Linked DNA regions of Homo sapiens: region 2 is linked to region 1. Evidence: chromatin loops called from intact Hi-C (ENCODE). Cell type or tissue: MCF 10A. All regions are shown on one strand. Links, peaks and the distances in the headings refer to the core of each region. The heading gives the core; the rest is flanking DNA. Region 1 overlaps DMD (dystrophin). Region 2 overlaps DMD (dystrophin).

Region 1 (5,389 bases), core at 390-5,389:
TCTCATAACATGACCCATCTATCTCCCAGGGGAAATACTGTAATCTTGTTTAGCTGTTACCCACTAGGGAAAGAATGGTTTTCTCTCAGTCAGATGCTAAAGAGATTAAAGAACACCTCGTAGGTTCCGTTTTCTAGTAATTATTGGTTCCATTCTCCAGCTATCAACCTTGGCAGCTTGCCATCCCTATCCTTCCTCCTGGAATTGGATGCCCTTGAAGTGCGCTTCTTGCACTAGGAAGTCTTTCTCGTCAGTTTATCATTTCTCATTCAAAGCAAATTCTACCTGGCCAGGTATCTCTAGCCCAGTTCCTAATTCTCCTAATAGAAGTTTCTTTTATTTCAAGTGGATTCATGCCCCTTGGCCCACCAGACATGTTGCCATTGAGAAATAGCAGCTTTAATGGGAAATACACATGAGACACAAAAATGTGACTAGGCTAAAATCATATGAATAGTAGTCACTCCTAAAAGGACTTTGGTTTGGGTATGTCACAGAAATTTCTGTAGCCATCCATATCCAATTTCTAGCTTTTCAGTCTCAGGAAAGTAGGCCCACCAAATTCAACTTAAATATCTGTCACTGATTCAAGCTGTCCCAATTGTCCCTCCACCCACTAATGGCTTTCCACACGGAGTAATGGGGCAAATAGCTATTTTTTTAAACACATAATGTTATGACAGATGAAACATACAGCACGTAAGCCTTCTATCACATGCCCAATACCTTTGTTAAACCTTCATCATCACAATTGATGGCCACACAGTGTTTATTGAGATTGTTATAAATCATTGTTCTTCAGATTTGACTGGGTAAATATTCCCTCAGGTTATTTCCTGACACAGCTGATTAATAACAGATATGTCCTGTGAAAGAAGAACCAAAAGACATTAACGAATACTAACCAAAAGCCACATTAATATTGCTCCATGGTGTTGTAGTCGCAGTTAGAACGCCCATCTCGTCATCCAGTGTGTTGGATAGGTTGGCTGACTCTCCCACTCACATCTTGGCTCTTTCAAGGAGGAGGAGGTTTTAGCAGAGTCCCCCACCCCAAGAGGCATCTGAGTCTAAGCCAAGGGAGCATATTATTCTCTTATTTTAAACCTCTCCGTAGGCAGCAACATTATATTAGGTTTTCCCTTTAAAAAAAAAAAAAAGTATCGGCTGGGCTCGGTGGCTCACGCCTGTAATCCCAGCACTTCGGGAGGCCGAGGCAGGCAGATCACGAGGTCAGGAGTTCGAGGCCATCCTGGCTAACACGGTGAAACCCCATCTCTACTAAAAATACAAAAAATTAGCCAGGCGTGATGGCGAGCGACTGTAGTCCCAGCTACTCGGGAGTCTGAGGCAGGAGAATGGCGTGAACCTGGGAGGCGGAGCTTGCAGCGAGCCGAGATCGCGCCACTGTCCTCCAGCCTGGGTGACAGAGCAAGACTCGGTCTCAAAAAAAAAAAAAAAAAAAAAAGAAAAAAGAAATAAAAAAGTATCTTTGGTGGTTTCCTTCCCCTTGCAACAATCTCACCTTTTTCCTTTTATCATTAATTTTAAGCCAAACCTCTTCCCCAGCTACACACACACACCACACAATGCAGACAGTCCCCAACTTGTGAAGTTTCAACTTAACAATTTTTTGATTTCACAGTGATGCAAAGTGATATGCATTCAATAGAAACTCTACTTCTAGATTTGAATTTTGATCTTTTCCAAGGCTAGTAATATGCGGTATGATACTCTCTCCCCTTGCTGGGCAGCAGCACTGAACCTCAGCTCCCAGTCAGCCACAAGATCATGAGGCTAAACAACTGACACTTTACTGTGTAAGGTGTTGCTAGACAGTTTTGCCCAACTGTAGGCCGATGTAAGTGTTGGGAGCACATTGAAGGTAGGCTAGGCTAAGCTGTGAGTTTCAGTTAGTTAGGTGTATTAAATGCATTTGTGACTTAAGATATTTTCAACCTATGATGGGGTTGTGTGATAGCTTCAATTAGGCAAGGCACAAGGAAGGAGTAATCCATTCCATTGATCCTTGTGGAATGCTTGTGCTTAAGTACCAACTAATAGCCATAGTATCTTATTTTGGAATATTACCAGCCTTTGAAACTCTTAATTGTAGCCCCAGTTCAGGGACTACTAGGTCTGGCATCAAAAAAGAAACCTGTAGTGACATAGGGAATACCTGTAAGTGCCCCACTTGAATTATCTTTTTAATTGTAACTGGTCTCACAGGTGTAGCCCATTTCTCAAAAATGATAGTTGCTTCAGCTTTTTGGTTGGGACTCCACCTGCAGGCCAGAGAGGGTGAAGCCCAGTGGAAAGAAATTCTGAACTTAACATTAGCTTTTGGATTTTTTTTTAGCAGCCTTGCCATCAGTTTGCAATTGCCTCCTAATCCATTTTGTTAGCTCCTTAGGTTCAAGTTCTCTCACTTCCAGATTCCACTAGAAAGTTACACCATCAGTAACCAATTTCAAAGCCTGTGTTACTTTTCAACCAAGCGTAGCTTGTTGAGCAACTTCAAAGGTTCTTTTTCATCCCTTTTATCAGAATCTTCTTTTTTTCTTTCTAAATAATGCCTCAGTCATACTTTTAGCTAAGAATGAGTTGGAGGTGTTCTAAACAATCTTGCTTCTGACACTCACTGCCCTGACAGTGGAAGTTAAACAGGGTTCAATTGCTAAAGAGGACTCACAGGAACCAAATGACAGTGCTTACGAATCTAGAGTTCCTTGCAGAAAAAGGATGCAATATACCCACAACATTAAAACAAGAATAAGTGTCACAGCCACAGCCTGCCTCACAGCATAGGGTCCAGAGAGGACAGGTGCAAGCTATAATTGCCCTCTGTCTGCAAGAGCCACACCACGATGCATTTTCTCTCTTGGAACAAGAGCTACTGATGTGAGCACAGAACACCTTGGAAACCAGGGAGCACAAATTGGAGTTTCAGCCAGGGTTTCTTATATCCCGTGGGTAACCTAGGCATACTGTTCCTATGTAACCAGCCTCAAACTCAGTGGCTTCCGTTGGTCTGACTGTGCCCGGGTAAAAATGGTCAATGTTACTGTTAGCAATAAACAATGGTGATAACCTGCAACCCATGGCTACACTTCAACACAGTAAGTCACTTTGAAAAGCAAGTGCTTTGACCAGGGCTCTGCACTGTGTAGATATTTTAGCAAGTCATCTCGTGCCAACTCCAGCCTCTCTGGAATTAACCCTTACTGCACAGACAACTACATCAAAGTGCATTGACTTTCTTGAAGTGCAAAGATTTGCTTGGGAGGTCCCTCAGCCATAAGTGTAAGTTGCCTGTAGAGTGGCATGCCTGGGCAAGAAAAATCAGCAAACATACAGCAGTTCTTCCACCATTACTCACCTCTTTCTGTTTCTGTGCTAATTAGATCACAGAATTATTTATACATCAACATAGAATATACAGATTGACCTATAGGATGAACTTGGGGTTATATGGGCACCATGAGACTTTTTTTTTCTCCACTAACCAACTTTTTGGTGCTTCTGTTTTATCCTACTGTTGTCATTAGCATGGAATGCAGAATGGTTTTCCTGTTCTGTAAAGTCAGTAAGGACACCTTCTGCCACCCACTTTTCCCCCTTACAATATGTACCTCCATGAGAAATCAGAAAACCTAGATATCCTGCCATAACACCCAGAGTGAGTCTCCATATCTCTGGTCTCAGTTGTCTCAACTGCAAAATGATTTTAAAGCAACCTTCTGGCTCTAAGAGTCTATCACTCTGTAAAAGACAAAAAAAATCTGTCTTACATAGGAAGGAATAGCAAGAGTTAGCTACTGTGGCATACATAGAAAGGAAAAGAATGAGCTTTTGAAGCTAGAAGGTTGAGAAGATGATTAGGCACAACCAGAGCCTCAGGAACCATTAGTGGGATCCCTGTGTTGAAGTCCTGCCTGCTCGCCGCCCCCCAACCGCCACTGTCTGCTTTTCCTGCACAGCAAAGAGGATCCTGGAGAGTCAGCCATTTCTTTTATCCTGTCCCCACCCTCTCTCACCCCCACAGCCCTCATGCATAGGGTACCACCACATGGTCCCTGTTCTTCAATGGCTTCAAAGCCTATAGCATCCTCTACTGTAAACATAATTTAGAAAGTGAAGATGTATTAGAATACTTGGGTTTTTATGTAGCTTTAAAGATATATCTACTAGTGAATACACACAAACACACACACACACACACACACATACACACACACATATATATATATATATATATAATATATTTAATGGAAATTCCTAGCTTAAGGAAACAATGGTTTCACACAACTGTATCTGCTGGTTGCTTATTGAGGGTCCTAGAAAGAGCTAATCATTACATTTAATGTTTCATCAAAAAGTCTAGGTGTGTTCTCTAAGATGCTCATTTTGAAAAGCATATGCATGGCAATTAAATTGTCCCTATTGATATTCTCACCTCCTTTTCGGGTCCATAGCATGGATTGTGTATACCTAAATGGAAATTTTTTCAAAATAGCTCCATGAAAGTTGAATTCTGTTTGACATGTTTGTTTAGGGAAATGTGCTCTTCAGTCTTCTGTGATGGATTGTTCTTGTGTTTAACCACATCCAGTTTTAGCAGAGCACACTGCACAGTATTTCTCTCCTAACTGTGTCATCTTCTGCTCCTGTAATTTCAGAGCAATTGCTTTGCTCCCCTCTGGAGCTATTTCTACTCAACATTTGCTGTTCTATGTGTTACCCATTCACCTGTACAGAGATAAGAGCAGGCCCCATAAAATGAAATGCATGCAGTTTTTCTCTGTTCATTTCCATCACACGGCTAAATAAGACTCTTAATACAAAAGTGATTCGAAAAATTTTCACTAGTTACTTCTTAAATGCCTGGATCAGAGGCAAAATATTTATGATGACTAAAGCAGAGTAACAAAAAAGAAAATAATTGAAAAACTTCAAACCACCCATAGCTTCCTTCAGTATATAAGGAAACATGTTGGGAATATTGGTGTTTGGAAGAAATCCATTCCTCTCTTCCAGTAATGGAGCTGGCATACCGTGTTTCTAAGTGTTCCTACTACGTGCACTTGAGTATGTGCCCTCTGAGGAAAACAAGCACACAGAAGAGAGAGAGAAGAAAAGTTTGAGTCTTTTGTCTCTGGACCTCGCTCCAGCCTCCCACGCAGTCTTCTTTCAGCCATTCCCTCCTCACGTCCTCCCGTCCTCCTGCCTCCTTGCATTGCTTTTTAAAATTCTTTATTATTTTTCTCACTTGATTCTTCAGATAAGTCTCCCAAGTTATCTTCCTTCCTCCCACTTTAAAGAAAGTCTCAGCTTCCATGAAAAGGGTCATTTCTCTATCTTTAGAGTATTTCAGAGCAAAAACAGAGGG
Region 2 (5,389 bases), core at 75-5,074, 400 kb before region 1:
GCACAGCTTCTTCAGCTAACAGACTCTAAAACTTTTTTTAATAGAAGTATTAAGGTATTTAGAGAGTGCAAAATATCTTATTTTAAGTCAAGAAGTTAGGGTCCTGTTCCTAAACACTAGCCTCTGTAATCCTGGGGAAGTCAGTGCTGTTGGAGATCTCAGGTTGATCTTCTGAAAAATGATGGATCTAGGTAAAAGATATGTTTCTCCAGGTTTACATACCACGGACACCATCTTTACTTGGAAACTTTATTAAAAATGCATTGTGTCAGAAGCTCTCTGGGGATGGGTCGTGGAATCTGCATATGTAAAGAGCCCCTAGGTAGTTCTTGTGCCCACTTAAATTTGAGAACCACTAGACCAGATGTTTTGCTTATGGCCCTTTCAGCTCTGAAATTTGAAAAAAAAAAAAATGATTCTGCAAGACAGAGTCTCTGTGCTTTTGCAGGATAAAGAAATGAAGAAAATAATACTTCCTGCTTGTGTTGGAGCATTTTTTTCATTTGGTATCCCCATCTCCAGTGGCTAGCCAATCAAGAATAGTATTGTTTATTCTTCCCACTGTTTTGAAGATACAAAAGGAAAAGCTAAGCCAGATGACACCTAAAGGCTTCCATTACCATTTTCATGTTTTTCCCTTTGCATAAAAACTGTCCATGCCTCCATCAGAGCCATGATCACTAGTACAATGTTACACTCTAATGACTCATGACATTAAATTATATCTTAGCCTAATATGACCAAATTACAATATCAGAATAAAAATTTCTTTTTTCAGGTTGAATCCCATAACTTAATCCAATTATAATACTGGCTGAATTTTTCACAATTATGTCTCAGTCTTGATTTAGGGAATCTTCTCTTTATCATAAAAATGCATTTTGTTAAACATGTTTCATTATAATCAATTTCTCAAAAGTAAAGTTAATCAAGAGAAGGAAAAAAGGTTTTGTTTTGATTTGATTTGGAATGTGTATGTGTGTTTACTGTATTGAAATAGATTCTGTCTGAAAGACTGTATATAAGATAAAAAGTACAGAAGAGTAGTCAGAGAGTTATTACCCACCCCTGACTGATGGTGAATAGATTATCTAAGTATCCCGTAAAAGGCACAACTCCTTCAGGTATATTTTACAAATTAATTAGTAACTTTCTAGCCAAATTTGTGTCTTAAAGACACCAGCTAGAACTTGGTTAGTTCTAGCAAAGAAGATTATTTTATTCTGAAACAGGTTTTTGTTGTCGTTTTACTTATTTGAACTTTTTTCTTGAATATGTATTTCTTTGCACATAAAATATATTGACTTATGAATGTGATTAAAATGGAAAATAATTAGTTGATTTTAGAGAGACAGAGAGAGGAGAAGAGAAGTGTGAAGGAGAGAGGGAGGATAGAAAGGAGAGAGGGAGAACAGGAAGGACAGAGGGAGAATGGGAAGGAGAGGGAGAGAGAGAGACAGAGAGAGAGGAATGGAGTGGGTAATAAGCAAGAGAAAAATGCCAATCATATGCTTTGCTAGTGTGTAAAGTCTGATAACCCAAGGGAGAGAGGACTACTCTGGCCTAGTGAAACAAAGGAAAGAGAAATATGGTAGAATATTCTCCTGGTGCTTCACCAAATGTGACACCAGAAGTCTGACAGAAGTCATGTCAGCATTTGAGCTCCATAAAACTCAGGCTATCGACCTACCATGTGAGAGTCTCAAAATGAGTTTAGGTAGGGGCAGAGGAGTTGAAATCCAGTAACATATGCAACAGTGATCACACCAGGATTGCACATAGAAAGCAAATTAGTCCTCTAATAGAGACGCCAATTTGAAATTCACCCTCTGAGCAGGTTTTTAAGCACACTCTTCTTTTACTTTTCTATTTACAAAAATGGAACACCACCAGAAAAACAAGAATTTGAAAGACGAGATGAGAAAAGTAAGTTGTAATTGGAAACAGACAGAATGTGTACACAAACACACACACACACGCACACACACGTGCATGCACAGGTGATGAGAGAGTAGTTTGCCTACATGGTGTATCTGACTAAGAAGACTTTTTGCTCTGGTTGTCTTACAGGAAGTGACTAAATCTCATGATGTGAAATATTTTCTTGCATATTGTATTGGAAAAGAAAATAATTTTCCCAAACTCCTTAGGGGCAGTGTTGTCTTATAATTCCCATATAGTATATGCTCTTCAAGTAAGTAACTCCAGAGTTGAGTAAGACAAGACTCGTGACTCAGATGGCATGCTCTGCTCCCTAGACTAGACATTGCATCAGTCTGCCTATACTCACATCCGCTGTTAAAGGATTGCCTCCAGTAAAATATGTCTTTTAATTCCTTATACAAGAATCTGGAAAAAAAAAGTAAGATTCTCTATTTCTTAAATTTAGCAGCAGGTTAATCACTGATAACAATAAAAATACATAACAATCATCTAGCACGGGTAAATATTGTGGCAAAAATTACACCCTGAAGAATTCAGTCAAAGATATAAGTAAGTACACATCATTGTCATGTTCCACAATATATCATCTGCTTTAAAGAAACTGTTATGTAGCTGTAGTAGATTTAATCATTAATCCCATTTCTTCTCCACCTTCTGCAATCACAACCTTAACAATGCCTCCTTATGAGTGGAATGTACTTCCCAACCCCTAGTCTTAGGGGTTGGCCATGTGATTTGCTTTAGCAAATGGTAAATGAGCAGGAGTGAGAGGTGACAGTTTTCAGCCTAGGCCTTAAGAGATCTATACATTCCTGTTTGTGCTTCTGCTATCATTCTGAGAACACGTCCATCTAGGCTGCTGGTCTCAGGAAAACGATAAAAGACATGAACAGCAGGGCTGCACTAGCCATTCACATCCAGGAAAAGAAATGATTGTTGCATAAAGCCATTGAGCTTTATTCTACATTACTGTGACAATAGCTAATTGAAATAGTAAATATACTTTGGTTTTTCCTAAATGCATATTGAAAATTAATAATATTAGCCATCTGTATGATAAAAATATAAAGCCTATGTTTTATTTTTTAATGGTTCACTGCCCTAAATAAATTTCCAAAAAGTAGATGTTCCCTTGTCTAGTGATGTCATTATATTTTATTTATACATCATAAACACACTGTTTATTTCTGCTCATTTTTTTGTAAGTAACATGTGTTACCGCCAATCTTGAGATGATACACACACTTCTGTACTAAATTTTGGAAAACATATTAGCTACCCACTCCTTATATCAAAATATTGCCTAATAATGTGTTTTGTTTTAATCCTTCATGAATTTCCAGGAGAACTGAACTGATACTTGGGTTTGTGAGATATATGAAAATAGTGAACATGAACTTCTGGTTTAACCCTTGTGATGATAATGGAATCATAGCTCTGTTAATTACTCTTGTGGTTTGTCTTCCTAGAGATAATCATGTACAAAATTCCTTTCCAATTTGTTATATAATATTAGAAATACTTCCAAAATTGGCATGGATTTATTGTTATCATTTGTTGGCACAATCATTAAAACGAAACCCATAAAGCTAGATAATTAAATGTTTACAAAGCTATAGTACTCAAAACAAAAACACTGTGAAAAGAGATTTTTTAAATAATAGTTTTTGCATGCCTTTTGAATAATTGGATTATTCTGAATTTCTTCATGTTTAGTCCCTGAATCTAAGTCATACCGTCTACATAAAAATAGATGTCAGCTGAAGAAAACCAGGCAATGGATTTGTCTTGACGACAATCTTTTTATATGTTCAGACTTCATTTAACATTAGACTTGTCTGTATTTGAAATTGGTATTTCTTTACATTTCTGAATTTAGGGAAATGGCACAAGAGAATAACATTAATTTCCTCTGCATTTTGGCCTAATCAAATTTGAGCCTTTCAAGAGACACAGCCAAGTCAATTCAAAGAGACATATGAAAAGACTACTGTTAATGTATCTTTAAAATGAATTAGCGGCATGAACTGTTGCTAGGTGAGTTAGGTATAGTTGTAGTTTTTAGTAACCCTAAGAGAAGATGCAGTGCATTCTAAAATGTCACAAGGAGTTTGATTGCTCAAAATTCTGGGAGATTGGCTCTCTGCAAGGCTTCTTGATGTCATTGTTCCTAGAGGAATGTTGTTCCAGTACCTATAGCGATTGCAGCCATAACTATTTATGTGTCATTGTAGCCATTGTTATTACTACATGCTTCACATACCTCTACTGAGGTCTAAAGAATTAGTGGACTTCATATTCTGGAGAGAACACTTGAAGAACCAAACAGAAGTTTGATGTGAATCTGCATATCCACCATTATTGTTCATAGGTTCTCAGGATTAGTTGAGTGATGCCTTAAAGAAAGAAAGTCAGATGATAGGTCTTCCTGCTGCCCGCACCACATCATGAGTGTTATTCCTATAGAGGAGGAGTAAAGAGTGGGAAGAAAATGAAATCTGTCAATACTGTGAATATATAAATAATAAAAGTAGCAGTAGGACTGATTAATTCTGAATCATCTTTATGAAATGACTGGAGCCGTGAAAATGCTCAGTCTGCACAGCTGATTGAGAAATGTATGCAATCTGTTGATCGGAATTTATTTGTGAATGCTCTCTTCCAGAGATTTATATACCAGAGTTCTTAAAACGAATTTTGTCCCCATGAAAAGAAAACTACAGATCTGTAAGACTGCAATTTAAAATGGAAGAAAACATGTTCCCACTTGAAGAACAACTTTCAAACAAACAACTGATACAAAAAAGTCAAAAGCTGTTTTGTTTTATATAATAGTTTCAGAATACTTCCAGTCAATATATACCTTGGTTTGGTGAAAAAATAAAAAGCTAAATCCTTAGATCATTAACTAGAAATTTTTGTAAAATAAATAAAAGCCGTGGGTTTTAGTGCAGTGATCCCATGAAGAGGAATATATTCACCATTGGTCTCTTAATCTCAGATAGAATGTACATGTTACTTTATTTTATAACGAAAGCAACTGTGTTGTGATATTATGTATAATATTATAACAGGAGAAGTCCTCTTAGCTAACTCAGTAATCAATAACATTGTACGTTGTGTGTTATTGTAACCAAAAACTATGACAGAACCCCATTTCATAAGATCAGTTTATCCACCTATATGATTTATATTTGAATATTCATTTCAGTACTTATGTTGCTTAAACAAAGCTACTGTATTAGTCCATTTTCATACTGCTATAAAGAACTGCCCGAGACTGGGTAATTTCTAAAGGAAAGAGGTTTAATTGACTCACAGTTCCACATGGCTGGGTAGGCCTCAGGAAACTTACAATCATGGCAGAAGGTGAAGGGGAAGCAAGCATCTTCTTCACAAGGCCGCAGGAAGGAGAAGCGCCCAGCGAAGTAGGAAGAGCCCCTTA

What was found. Peaks named below come from ENCODE experiments on the same cell type or tissue, not always from the same donor. Only the 100,000 strongest peaks of a DNase experiment are listed, where the experiment ranks them.
Region 2: a loop joins it to region 1, with 7 times the contacts of the local background. A loop is called at or near these places in 3 of 110 quality-filtered maps.

What each region holds. Positions count from the first base shown.
Region 1 is chrX:31,211,017-31,216,405 of GRCh38, reverse strand. All of the region lies in intron 64 of DMD (dystrophin), which reads left to right. Among named protein-coding and RNA genes, the nearest start is that of FTHL17, 140 kb to the right of the region's middle. In MCF 10A, for the core only: a CTCF peak has its summit at 2,265 (motif pointing left); no DNase peak of the experiment used is centred there.
Region 2 is chrX:31,606,108-31,611,496 of GRCh38, reverse strand. All of the region lies in intron 55 of DMD (dystrophin), which reads left to right. Among named protein-coding and RNA genes, the nearest start is that of FTHL17, 540 kb to the right of the region's middle. In MCF 10A, for the core only: no CTCF peak of the experiment used is centred there; a DNase peak (open chromatin) is centred at 2,226.